2 separate regions of the Homo sapiens genome follow, and region 1 is linked to region 2. Evidence: read pairs that join two places in POLR2A ChIA-PET (ENCODE). Cell type or tissue: HCT116. All regions are shown on one strand. Each heading gives the region's core, and the rest is flanking DNA. Links, peaks and the distances in the headings are about the cores only.

Region 1 (5,650 bases), core at 354-5,353, 410 kb after region 2:
GATGGGCACTTCGGAAAGGCAGCTGGGCCGGAAGTGATGGAGCAGGGTGACCAGGAGGGGCCCGATGTTGGCCAGCTGGATGACCACCGTGAGGTAGGAGGGCAGGTACCAGCCCTCGGGCAGCTCCATCACCAGCAGGGGCAGCTCTACCCAGAGCCCATTGATGGTCACCCAGGAGCCCATTCCGAAGACGCAGACCAGCAGGTGCATCAGGAAGGCCATGGCGGTATCTGCCCTGGGCCAGAGGCTTTCTCAGATCAGCCTGCAGCGGGGCTGGCAGAGAAGGACACCAGGTGAGTAATTCCAGCTTCACCACCTAGCAAGATGCTGGGACCTGGGGCCCAGAGTTTTCTCTTATTACTCCCCTTCCTGTGAACAAGCTGGCTTTTTTTTTTTTCCTTTGAGACATAGTTTCACTCTTTTAGTCCAGGCTGGAGTGCAATGGGATGATCTCGGCTCAGTGACCCTCTGCCTCCTGGGCTCAAGTGATTCTCCTGCCTCAGTTTCCCAAATAGCTGGGATTACAGGTGCATGCCACCATGCCAGCTAATTTTGTATTTTTAGTGGAAACAGGGTTTCCCCACGTTGGTCAGGCTGGTCTCGAACTCCTGGCCTCAGGTGATCCGCCTGCCTCGGCCTCCCAAAGTGCTGGGATTACAGTGTGAGCCACCACGCCTGGCCCAAGCTGTCTTTTTATTAGCAGAAAACAAGAGAAGCCTTTCCTAACCGTGATTCATGAAAGAAAAGTTCAATCCGACACACAAAAGCAAACAAAGCAGCTTCTGCAAAAGATACCAACAGCAAGGTCAAAAGTTAAATGAAAACACGGGGAAAACATTTGCCACATAAATCACAGACAAAGGGCTCATCTTCCTTGTCAGGCCTCTGAGCCCAAGCCTGCGCGTGTACATCCAGATGGCCTGAAGTAACTGAAGAATCACAAAAGAAGTGAAAATGGCCGGTTCCTGCCTTAACTGATGATATTACCTTGTGAAATTCCTTCTCCTGGCTCAGAAGCTCCCCTACTGAGCACCTTGTGACCCCCACCCCTGCCCGCCAGGGAACAACCCCCTTTGACTGTAATTTTCCACTACCTACCCAAATCCTATAAAACTGCCCCACCCCTATCTCCCTTCGCTGACTCTCTTTTCGGACTCAGCCCGCCTGCACCCAGGTGAAATAAACAGCCTTGTTGCTCACACAAAGCCTGTTTGATGGTCTCTTCACATGGACGCGCGTGACATTCCTAATATATAAAGAGTTTTTAAAAATCAAGAACAAAGAGACCCCATATAGAAGAGGGCCAAGGATATGAACAATTCAGAGAAAAAGGTACAAATAAGCTTTAAACACATGAAAATATTATCACCTTCATTCACAATAGGAAAACTACTCCAGGTGCCATTTCTCACCATGAGATTGTCCCAAAGCCTGACAAAATGACTCATGTTCAAGGTTATTATAGATTGCGATCTTGTTGGTAATAGCAAGTTATGGGAAATTTTCTCCTGGGTGGCTACCAACAGAGAGGGGGCTAATTAAAGGGACCTGCTGGAATACCACATACCTGTTTAAAGGAATAAGAAATAAGGAAAGCAGATCTTGGTGACTGATAAGGAAAGGTCTCCAGGCTATAATAATAATCTTGAAACAAAATCAAGGCAGGTAAATGGAACCAGGAAAAAGTGTACTGCCTTTTGGTCATAGAAGAGGAGGAAAAACATGTTTTCTTTGCTTGTACTTGCACAAAGCAACCCTTGAAGGACACACAGGGACTGCAGGGATGTTGGTGATGCCTCTGTATATCTTTTTTTTTTTTCTTGTGACAGAGTCTTACTCTGTCACCAGGCTGGAGTGAAGTGGCACAATCTCAGCTCACTGCAACCTCTACCTCCCGGGTTCAAGTGATTCTCCTGCCTCAGCCTCCCAAGTAGCTGGGACTACAGGCGCCCACCACTACGCCCAGCTAATTTTTTGTATTTTTATTAGAGATGGGGTTTCTCCGTGTTAGCCAGGATGGTCTCAATCTCCTGATCTTGTGATCCACCCTCCTCAGCCTCCCAAAGTGCTGGGATTACAGGCATGAGCCACCGCTCCTGGCCCTGCCTCTGTATATCTTTTAATAAGAGTTTTGATTTGTGAACCATGTAAACATATTACCTGATGCAAATATATGGTTACCTGAAATAAGATTTCAATCTGGCTTTTTTTCCTCCTGAAATTATATCACTCTCTACGTGGCCTTTGGAGACCACTTCCTCTAGCCCTCCAGAGCCATTCTGCCATCTGTTTACCCCTTTGTCAGCTACCAGTGGCAGCCCACCTGTGCTGTTACTAACAACTTTCTTCTATCTATCCTTAGTCTGAGCAGTAATATGGGAGATGCCAGGAGTGAGGCTCTGGAGCCAGCTGTTTGAGTTTGACCCTGGCTCTGCTGCTTACAATCTGGGTGACCCTGGGCAAGTGGCTTTGCCTCTCTCTGCCTCATCTCCTCATCTGTAAGTAGGGGATAGTGATAGTATGAACTCCGTGGTTTGTTGTGAGATATAAGGATGCTGGTGAGTTTATGCTGTTTCCAACAGTCCCAGCATAGGGTAAGCACCTCTAAGGGTTACTGATCATTATCGTGAAATGGCAGGTTTGGTGACATCGTTATTTTTGTCTAATTCACATGAGAATTAATACATGACTATGAAAATTTAAAAAAGGAAAAGATTCCCCTACTAGGTATCAAGTGAACTCACCAGTGGTATATGCACCTTTTTGTAGAGACACGCTAACTGGGCCAATCTTCACGTTTTGTAGATGGGAGACGAGGTCCGAAGGGGCAGAGGGGCTCTCCTGGGATCTGGACTGGATCCTCTGCAGCAAGCGGCCTGTCCGGGACTCCTCAGTTCACGCTGCAGTCTTTAACTCCATACTTCTTCCTTCTAGTACAAAGCAGGAGTGTCCGTTGTGGCCACGCCTCACCCAGGAAACTCCTGAATCCTGGCAGCTCCTCCCCACGGTTCCCACACACGGAATTCCCTCACAGGGCTGGGACTTCCTTCCTCATACCTTCACTGAGCGAACCCAATGCTCAGTGGCCTTTCTGGTCACCTCCTTTTCCTCTCTGGGAGGAGCCACTCCTGGGGTGTAACGCAGTCAGATCCCCTAGCAGTCCCGCTCTGCCCCCTCCCTTCTGGGGGCCTCAGACTCCATTCCCTCCCTTAGGAAGCTGACTTGACTAATAGCACAGGTGAGGCCCACTCCAGGCGTGCCAAGAGGACCCAAGGAGGGAGGGGAAGCTCCCAGACAGCAGTGGCACACCTTTGCCTGTGCTGTCCTCCCAGCCTGGAGCACCAGCCCCCTCTGCTGTCCACATCCAAGCTTTCTACAAGACTCCGTCCTCCAGGAGACCTCTGGCTGCCTCACCTTCTCAGGCGTCCTCACCAGGGCCCATGACCCCTTCATTTCAGGTTGTTCTTGTGTGGGTGCATGCAGGCACATACCTTGAGACTGAAGCTTTTTGAGGGCAGGGGCTGCTTGGGAATCTGACATTTTGAAGGTGGAAGGGCCTTTCTCAATGACTTAGCTTAGGATTTGTAAATTGTTAACTCACTGGCCACTGCCAGACAGCAGATATATTACTTTGGTTTGCCCAGTGTGTTTAACAATTTGTTACTGTAATCAGCAGTGGAGGGGATGGCAAGCAACCTTCAGCATTTCTGGCTTCTCAGGAATATTTTGGAAGAAGTGGCCCCCCACTTTGGCCTCTTTCTCTGTTCTAGACTCGGGCCATCTTGGAGCTCTCCCCTGCGGTAACATCTGGAACCAGTTGCCTGGGTTCAAATCCCAGCTTCAACCCTTACAAGCTGAGCAAGTGACCTAACCTCCTGTGCTTCAGAGTCTTCTCTTGCAAAACAGCTATAGGCTGTCAGTACCAACATCAGAACTGTTGCTAGGAACATGCACTAAAGTGCTAAAACTGTGCCTGCCACATAGTGAGGGCTCAATGAACCATCATTATAAGATTACTATTTCAGCAAACGTATCAGTTGCATTCAAAAACATGTAGTTATTGGCCAGGCGCGGTGGCTCACGTCTGTAATCCTAGCACTTTGGGAGGATGAGGCGGGCGGATCCCTTGAGGTCATGAGTCCGAGACTGGCCTGGCCAACATGGCAAAACCCCGTCTCTACTAAAAATACAAAAATTAGCCCAGCATGGTGGCGCACACCTGTAATCCCAGCTACTCAGGAGGCTGAGGCCGGAGAACGGCTCCAACCTGGGAGGTGGAGGTTGCAGTGAGCCGAGATCATGCCACTGCACTCCAGCCTGGGCAACAGAGCGAGACTCCATCTTAAAAAAGAAAAAATAAAAAAAAGGCGCAGTTTTTGTTAGACAAATGGCCACTCAACTAAAGGACTACATTTCCCAGCCTTCTTTGTAGCTGCACATGGCCATGTCATCAAGCACAGGCCAATGAATTCAAATGCGACTTTGAGTAGTCTCCTTAGCCCGTTTCCTGTTTAGAAAAAAAAGTGCAGCTCGTTGCCAGCACTCATTTAATTTTATGTAAACGTGCTATTTGAGGCTGAAGCAAATCTGATTCTGACTGCTGTTTTTTTTTTTTTTCTTTTGAGACAGAGTCTTACTGTGTAGCCCAGGCTGGACTACAGTGGCTTGATCTCGGCTCACAGCAACCTCCGCCTCCCGAGTTCAAGCAGTTCTCGTGCCTCAGTCTCCTTAGTAGCTGGGATTACAGGCGTGCACCACAATGTCCGGCTAATTTTTTATATTTCTTAGTAGAGACGGGGTTTCTCCATGTTGCCAGGCTGGTCTCGAACTCCTGGGTTCAAGTGATCCCCACGCCTCAGCCTCCCAGAGTGCTGGGATTGCAGGCGTGAGCCACCAAGCCCAGCCCTAAATCTGACTGATTTTCAATGTGAAAATAACATGTAAAAACTGTTTTTGAAGTTATTTCTAACCAGAACTAACATCAGACTCATCTATTTCAGAAAAACTGGATTCATCAAACGAATCTTTGGTCAACAACTGTTCAAGAACAATGTTAACATCACACATAGGAATGCTAGGATTTGCTATTTTCAGCGATCGAGAATTACTTTGTTTTGTAAATGGAAATACCACGACTAAAACCAGAATGCTACAAATAGAGTGATGTCTTTTGTTTCCAAAGTCAATATACTAGAGCAAGGCAAAAATAATAATAAAAGCGAGGTATTTTGTGGCAAAGTTATCTTGGGGTAAACACTGCAGTCACAAGTGGGTATTCCTTCTGGCAAACAGGGAAAGAGTTAACAATAAGGGAGTGTGCCCTTCTGCTCTTCCTCCATTTGGCTGTCTGGAATCAGATGTGATGGCCAGAACTCCAGCAACGATTTTGTGCTATGAGGCATGTGGTGGGGGTTAGATGCATACTAGGCTCCTTTGGGATTTTGTGGCAGAGAGCACCCATACCAGCCCTGTTTTGCCTGTGTTGAACTGTTTTGTTTGTTTGTTTAATGTTGTTGTTAAATTGTAAAAGAAACTTCTATGTTGTTTAAGTCACTCTTATTTTATGTACAACAAAAGTACTCAGAGGCTGGGTGCAGTGGCTCACTCGTATAATTCCAGCACTTTGGGAGGCTGATGTTGGCAGATCACT
Region 2 (5,650 bases), core at 211-5,210:
GTGAGCCGAGATTGCGCCACTGCACTCCCGCCTGGGCCACAGAGCGAGACTCCGTCTCAAAAAAAAAAAAAAAAAAATTACTGTGGTCAAGATGGAATAACAGGGATCTGGTTTAACACACCCCAAAAAGGACCTAAGAAAGGACCATTCCCTCTCCTCTCTGAGGTGGGAAGATCTGGGAAGGAGAGGAGGCTGACCAGTGGGGTCTACCTTCTGCTCCACCCCTCTTCTATCCAAGAGTCTGAGCACCCAACCCCCACACCACCCTGGAGGCTCCCGCCCTCGTGCTGAGTCTGGCATGCCCTCCCCATCCCTACTGGCCCAGGGGACTAGGTTAGCTCAGAGAAGCCCTTCTAACTCACCCACAACTGGACCAAAGAAGGATTGATCTGGGGCCACTGCCTGGTCCCTGGGAGCACTGTGCTAGGGCAGGGGGCTGAGATGCCCCAGGGTAAGAGACAGAACAGTGATTTTTTTTTTTCTAAGACAGAGTTTCGCTCTTATTGCCCAGGCTGGAGTGCAATGCGCGATCTTGGCTCACCGCAATCTCCGCCTCCCAGGTTCGAGCGATTCTCCTGCCTCAGCCTCCCGAGTAGCTGGGATTACAGGCATGTGTCACCACGCCCCCCGGCTAATTTTGTACTTTTAGTAGACACAGGGCTTCTCCATGTTGGTCAGGCTAGTCTCAAACTCCTGACCTCAGGTGATCCTCCCACCTTGGCCTCCCAAAGTGCTGGGATTACAGGCATGTGCCACCGCACCCGGCCAAAAACAGTGATATTCATATAGATGGGGGAGGGATTAATGGGGGTGGAGTGAGAGAGAGCCTGCTGGAGCAGTCCGAAAGGCAGGCATTCCTTCTGTTCAGCAACATTCCTGCCCCCACAATCTCCTCCCACAACTTATATCTAGTGCAGGCTGAGAGTGAATCTGTCTGCCAGTGTTCAAGCCACTGTGTGAACCTGAGTTTCTTAACCGTTCTGAGTGTCAGGAGTTTTTTTCATCTCCAAAATAGGAGCAACAAGGATACCAATCCCTTGAGATTGTATGAAGCTTAATGCACTTAACACAGCACCTGGCACGTAGACATGCTCCCTAAATGCCAGCTGTTATTATGAAAGAGAGAAGTCTGAGGTTCAGAACTAGCAGGCAACACATAATCTATAATGATGGATGGCTCAGACAGGGTCCTGTCCTATAGGGACTCACAGTCTAGTGGAAAGGACAGTCCTGTGGACAGCAAATGGCAATATACCTGGGTAAGTACTGTAATAGAATAACAAAGTAATATCCTATCACGGGGCAGTCACGGGGGCAGTGAGAGACAAGCGCTTGTCCATGCCAGGCTCTGTACTCAGTCCATCACATACATTAGGTCTTGCAGTCCTCATACCACCATAAGGTGGTTACCATTATCTCCAATTCACAGAAAAGCAAACAGTATGGAGTGTTTAAGCGTCCTGTCCGAGATGGCATAGCTAGTGGAGCTGAAATTTGAACCCAAGTAATCCAGGTCCAGAATGCCCCGGATGCAGAAATGACCACACAGATTCTACCAATGAACTAACCTGATAAGGTTGGAGGTCATACTCATAACCCCTCACACAGGTCCACACAGACACAGGCAAGCACACCCATGTCTATTCAGATACACACCAATTCCTGTCTATGACGAGCGCTCAGAAAATCCTCCACAACACCACACCAGGAATGATGTGCATTTTGAGAAAAAAAAAAATCAGCTCTGAAGACCTCACAGACACATGCAGTGAAATGTAAATGGAGGGACCCACCCAAGTTCTTGAATAGCACATTACATGCCTGGATGCACATCAGCGGGCATGTAAATGATGACGAGGAGGTCTGCAGACACTGACACGCTGCATTTGCACTCACTCTGCTACTGAATTTTTTAGCAGCTACATTTACTGAGCACCTACTGTATGTAAGGAAAGATAAAGCAGCCGGGAGCTGTGGCTCACGCCTGTAATCTCAGCGCTTTGGGAGGCCAAGGCAGGTGGATCACCTGAGCTCAGGAGACCAGCCTGGCCAACATGGTAAAACCTTGTCTCTACTAAAAATAATACAAAAATTAGCTGAGTGTGGTGGCATGCACCTGTAATCCCAGCTACTCAGGAGGCTGAGGCAGGAGAATCGCTTGAACCCAGGAGGTGGAGGTTGCAGTGAGCCAAGATCACGCCATTGCACTCCAGCCTGGGTGACAGAATGAAACTCTGTCTCAAAGAAAAAAAAAAAAAAAAGTAAAAAAGATAAAGCTCAGAGAAGTGAAGTGGCTTGCCCAAAGTCAAATGGCTGAGATTCAAACCCTGGCCCTATAATATTAGGCAACGGTGTCTCCCTCCACCACTGTGCAGATGCATCCATGAGTGAAGAGATGTGCTATGGCTGGATTCCCTCATTGACATTCCCTGTGACCTTGGACATGGCATGGCCTTGTCTGGCCCACATTCTCATGTTGAGTCCATTCACAGGTGTGCTCCATGGATGTGCATGGATGGGACCGGCAACCCTGGCCTTGCTCTGAGTCTCAGCTTGGCTTGGTGTCACCAGGGCTGTGAGCTTCCAATCCCAGCCTTGCCATGTCCCAGAGCACATGGCTCAAAACCAAGCTCTGGGCATCAGGCCAGCAGGGCCCCTGTGATGGAAGAACTGACAGGATTTCATAAGCATCCGGCCCGGGACACGTGGTCAGGGCAGGGAGAAGGGAGATAAACAGGATGTCCACCAGGGTGTGCACCTGGGCAGGGTCCATGGACCAGGTGTGGCAGGGGAAGAGCTGTCAGGACTTGGCATCTGATGGGCACTCAGCAGATATAGGCTGTGTGAGGGGAGGAGTTTGTGGGGAGGCAGGGCTGCAGCTTTGCTTCCATCCTGGAGGCCAGGAATGAGGGAGTAAGTGAGCCATTGACTCAATGAATGAATGAATGAGCGAGTGAGTGAAGGAAGGAAGGGGTAAGTAAATAAGTGAAGAATGGAATGGGGGAGGGAGTGAATTTATTTATTTATTTATTTATTTATTTTGAGACAGGGTCTTGCTCTGTTGCCCAGGCTGGAGTGCAGTCTCAGCTCACTGCAACCTCTACCTCTCAGGCTCAAGGGATTCTCCCACCTCAGCCCCCAGCATAGCTGGGACTACAGGCGCATGCCGCCACATCCCGCTAATTTTTGTATTTTCTGTAGAGATGGGGTTTCGCTATGTCGGCCAGGCTGGTCTCAAACTCCTGGGCTCAAGCGATCTGCCTGCCTCAGCCTCTGCAGTGCTGAGATTACAGGTGTGAGCCACCGTGCTGAGCTGTGAATTTATTTTTTACACAAATCTGAGTGCTCACTCTGTGCTGGCCCTGGACGGGTCTCTGTGGATGTCTGGTGAGCAGGATGGACACAGCCCGGTCATTGCAACGCTAAAAGCTTGAATGACACCAGTCAGGCTGGGGAACTGGGAGGGCCCTTGACATGCAGAGTGACTCAGCCAGTGTGAGCAGGGGTTGTCAGCATGCCTAGGGGAGCAAGAGACTGTGAGAGATGTGTGTGTATACTTGTGTGCCTGTGTGTGTCCGTGTGTACACATGTGTGCGCCGACACAGCCAGGTGTTGGCCAATGCAGGTGTGGTGTCCTCAAGAGCACAGTGCATCCTGATTCTTCACCCTCCCAGGCCTCCCCTGCCCCTGTTGTGTGCCAGCTGGGCCTGCCCCATGTTATGCCTGACGCCCACGCAAAAGCTGCTTCTTCCAGTCACAGGACAAAGGCATCCTCAGCCCAGACCCTGTACCCCAGGGGTAAAGACCTCTCAGACCCCTAGTGCTCCTCAGCATGGACCTCTCCACCAGGAGCCTCAGAGTTGTGAGAAGCACAGGCACCCAAAGCCCACCGCCCTGTGTCCATGTGCATGGAGTGTGCCCAGGTACACGCAAGGGCTGGAGATGCCCCAGGGCGGTCCAGACAGACGTGCAGATGACACATTGGCCACTGAGTTTCCACAGACACTGAGCTAAGTGCTTTCGAGACACACTGGGTGACCTTAGGCGTATCACCCTCTCTGAGCCTCAGTTTCTAATCTAAAAGTAGGGTAATTATACTCACTTCCAGTCTTGTTAGAATAACTCAATGCATGATCAGCTCAACACATCATGATTATTTTTCCTGAGTTCCTGCCTTCCCAGCTATATTGTCTATTCCTCAACAGTACCCACTGAGTCTTATATCCCCGTTTCTCCTATGATACTCCATTACACAGGACTCAAATAACTACCTGCTCTAAGAATTGCTGAGTGACATGTAGTCCTCATAAATAGCAATAATAGTCACTAACATTTATATAACAACAAGAGCCAGCAATTTTGATTTTTTATTGTGTCAGGCATTGTGCTGAACACTTTACATTCCTTCATTCATTTGACAAACATTCACTGAACACCTGGTAGGTGCTGGGCTCTGTGCTAGACCTGCAGATGCAGCATCTCTGCCCTCAAGGTTCTTACATTCTGATGGGGAAGAAGAGACAGACAAAAGACAGTTTGGCGGGGCACAGTGGCTCACGCCTGTAATCCCAGCACTTTGGTAAGCCGAGGCAGGCAGATCACTTGAGGTCAGGAGTTTGAGACCAGCCTGGTCAACATGGTGAAACCCCTGTCTCTACTGAAAAAATACAAAAATTAGCCAAGTGTGGAGGTAGGCATCTGTAATCCCAGCTACTCGGGAGGCTGAGGCACAAGAATGACTTGAACCTAGAAGGTGGAGGTTGTAGTGAGCAGAGATCGAGCCACTGCACTCCAGCCTGGGCGACAGAGCGAGATTCAGCCTCAAAAAAAAAAAAAAGATAATTTAATACATAAATGGGATAATTTCAAACCTTGACAAGTGCTACAAATAAAATAAGGAAGAGTTATGGATTAGAGACAAACTGCAGGGATTAGGTGGGGCATGATGCTTGATGAGTGATCAGGGAGGGCCTCTCTGAGGAGCAAATATTTGATCTGAGACCTGAAGAAGAAGGAAGAGCCTGGAAAGATACAGGAAAAGTTCCAGGCAGATGGCATAGCAAGGGCAAAGGCCCTGGGGCAGGAAGAACTTGGTAGGTTCGAGGACTAGGAGAAAGGGACCATAGCTGGAGGATGATTCAGCAAACCTGGCAGGTCTGTCCTGGATGACTCAGCAAGCCTTGCAGGTCTGTTCTGGTTTCAGAACCCAGGCATTTTGTCCTTCACTCCAGGCTGCCTCAGAGACATGCATCCCTGCCATACACAACAATGTGTGCACGCTGGCACACATGCACATGCATGCACACACACACTCTGCATGCTGACACACAACTAAGGGCCGGACCAGCCATGATAGTCTAAGACACTAACATTTTTCTCTAGTGTCTTGTGGGGCCAAGTAGAAGGGCCAGATGTCACCTTTGCCCAGCCTTCCAGAAGTTCTGGGCCAAAGAAAGATTAAATGGCAGGAAGAGAAAAATGGCTTAATAAGGAGGTGACGGGGAACTCGGGTGGCCTGTGGGGGTGCGGAGATGGGGGGAGATGATAGAGATGTGAGAGCCCATGGGCACATCCCCTCTGGGGAAGTGAGGGAGCACCGAGAACAGAGAAGCAGAGGGAGTGGAGACGGTTCTCAGAAGCACAGGGCCTC

Evidence for each region. Peaks named below come from ENCODE experiments on the same cell type or tissue, not always from the same donor. Only the 100,000 strongest peaks of a DNase experiment are listed, where the experiment ranks them.
Region 1: POLR2A ChIA-PET joins it to region 2 with 5 read pairs; 1 of 35 experiments calls an interaction of 5 or more read pairs at or near these places.

What each region holds. Positions count from the first base shown.
Region 1 is chr20:765,553-771,202 of GRCh38, forward strand. It overlaps SLC52A3 (solute carrier family 52 member 3), which reads right to left and starts at 2,948. Exons shown (of 5, transcript NM_033409.4): 1 at 2,745-2,948; 2 at 1-273. The coding sequence starts at 222. RefSeq lists an enhancer at 3,123-3,622. In HCT116, for the core only: a CTCF peak has its summit at 3,350 (motif pointing left); DNase peaks (open chromatin) are centred at 3,059 and 3,319; H3K4me3 peaks cover 1,770 bases; H3K27ac peaks cover 1,788 bases.
Region 2 is chr20:359,941-365,590 of GRCh38, forward strand. No RefSeq gene overlaps it. Among named protein-coding and RNA genes, the nearest start is that of NRSN2, 16 kb to the left of the region's middle. RefSeq lists enhancers at 3,285-3,579, 5,043-5,642. In HCT116, for the core only: a CTCF peak has its summit at 2,741; DNase peaks (open chromatin) are centred at 2,731 and 5,151; H3K27ac peaks cover 2,723 bases.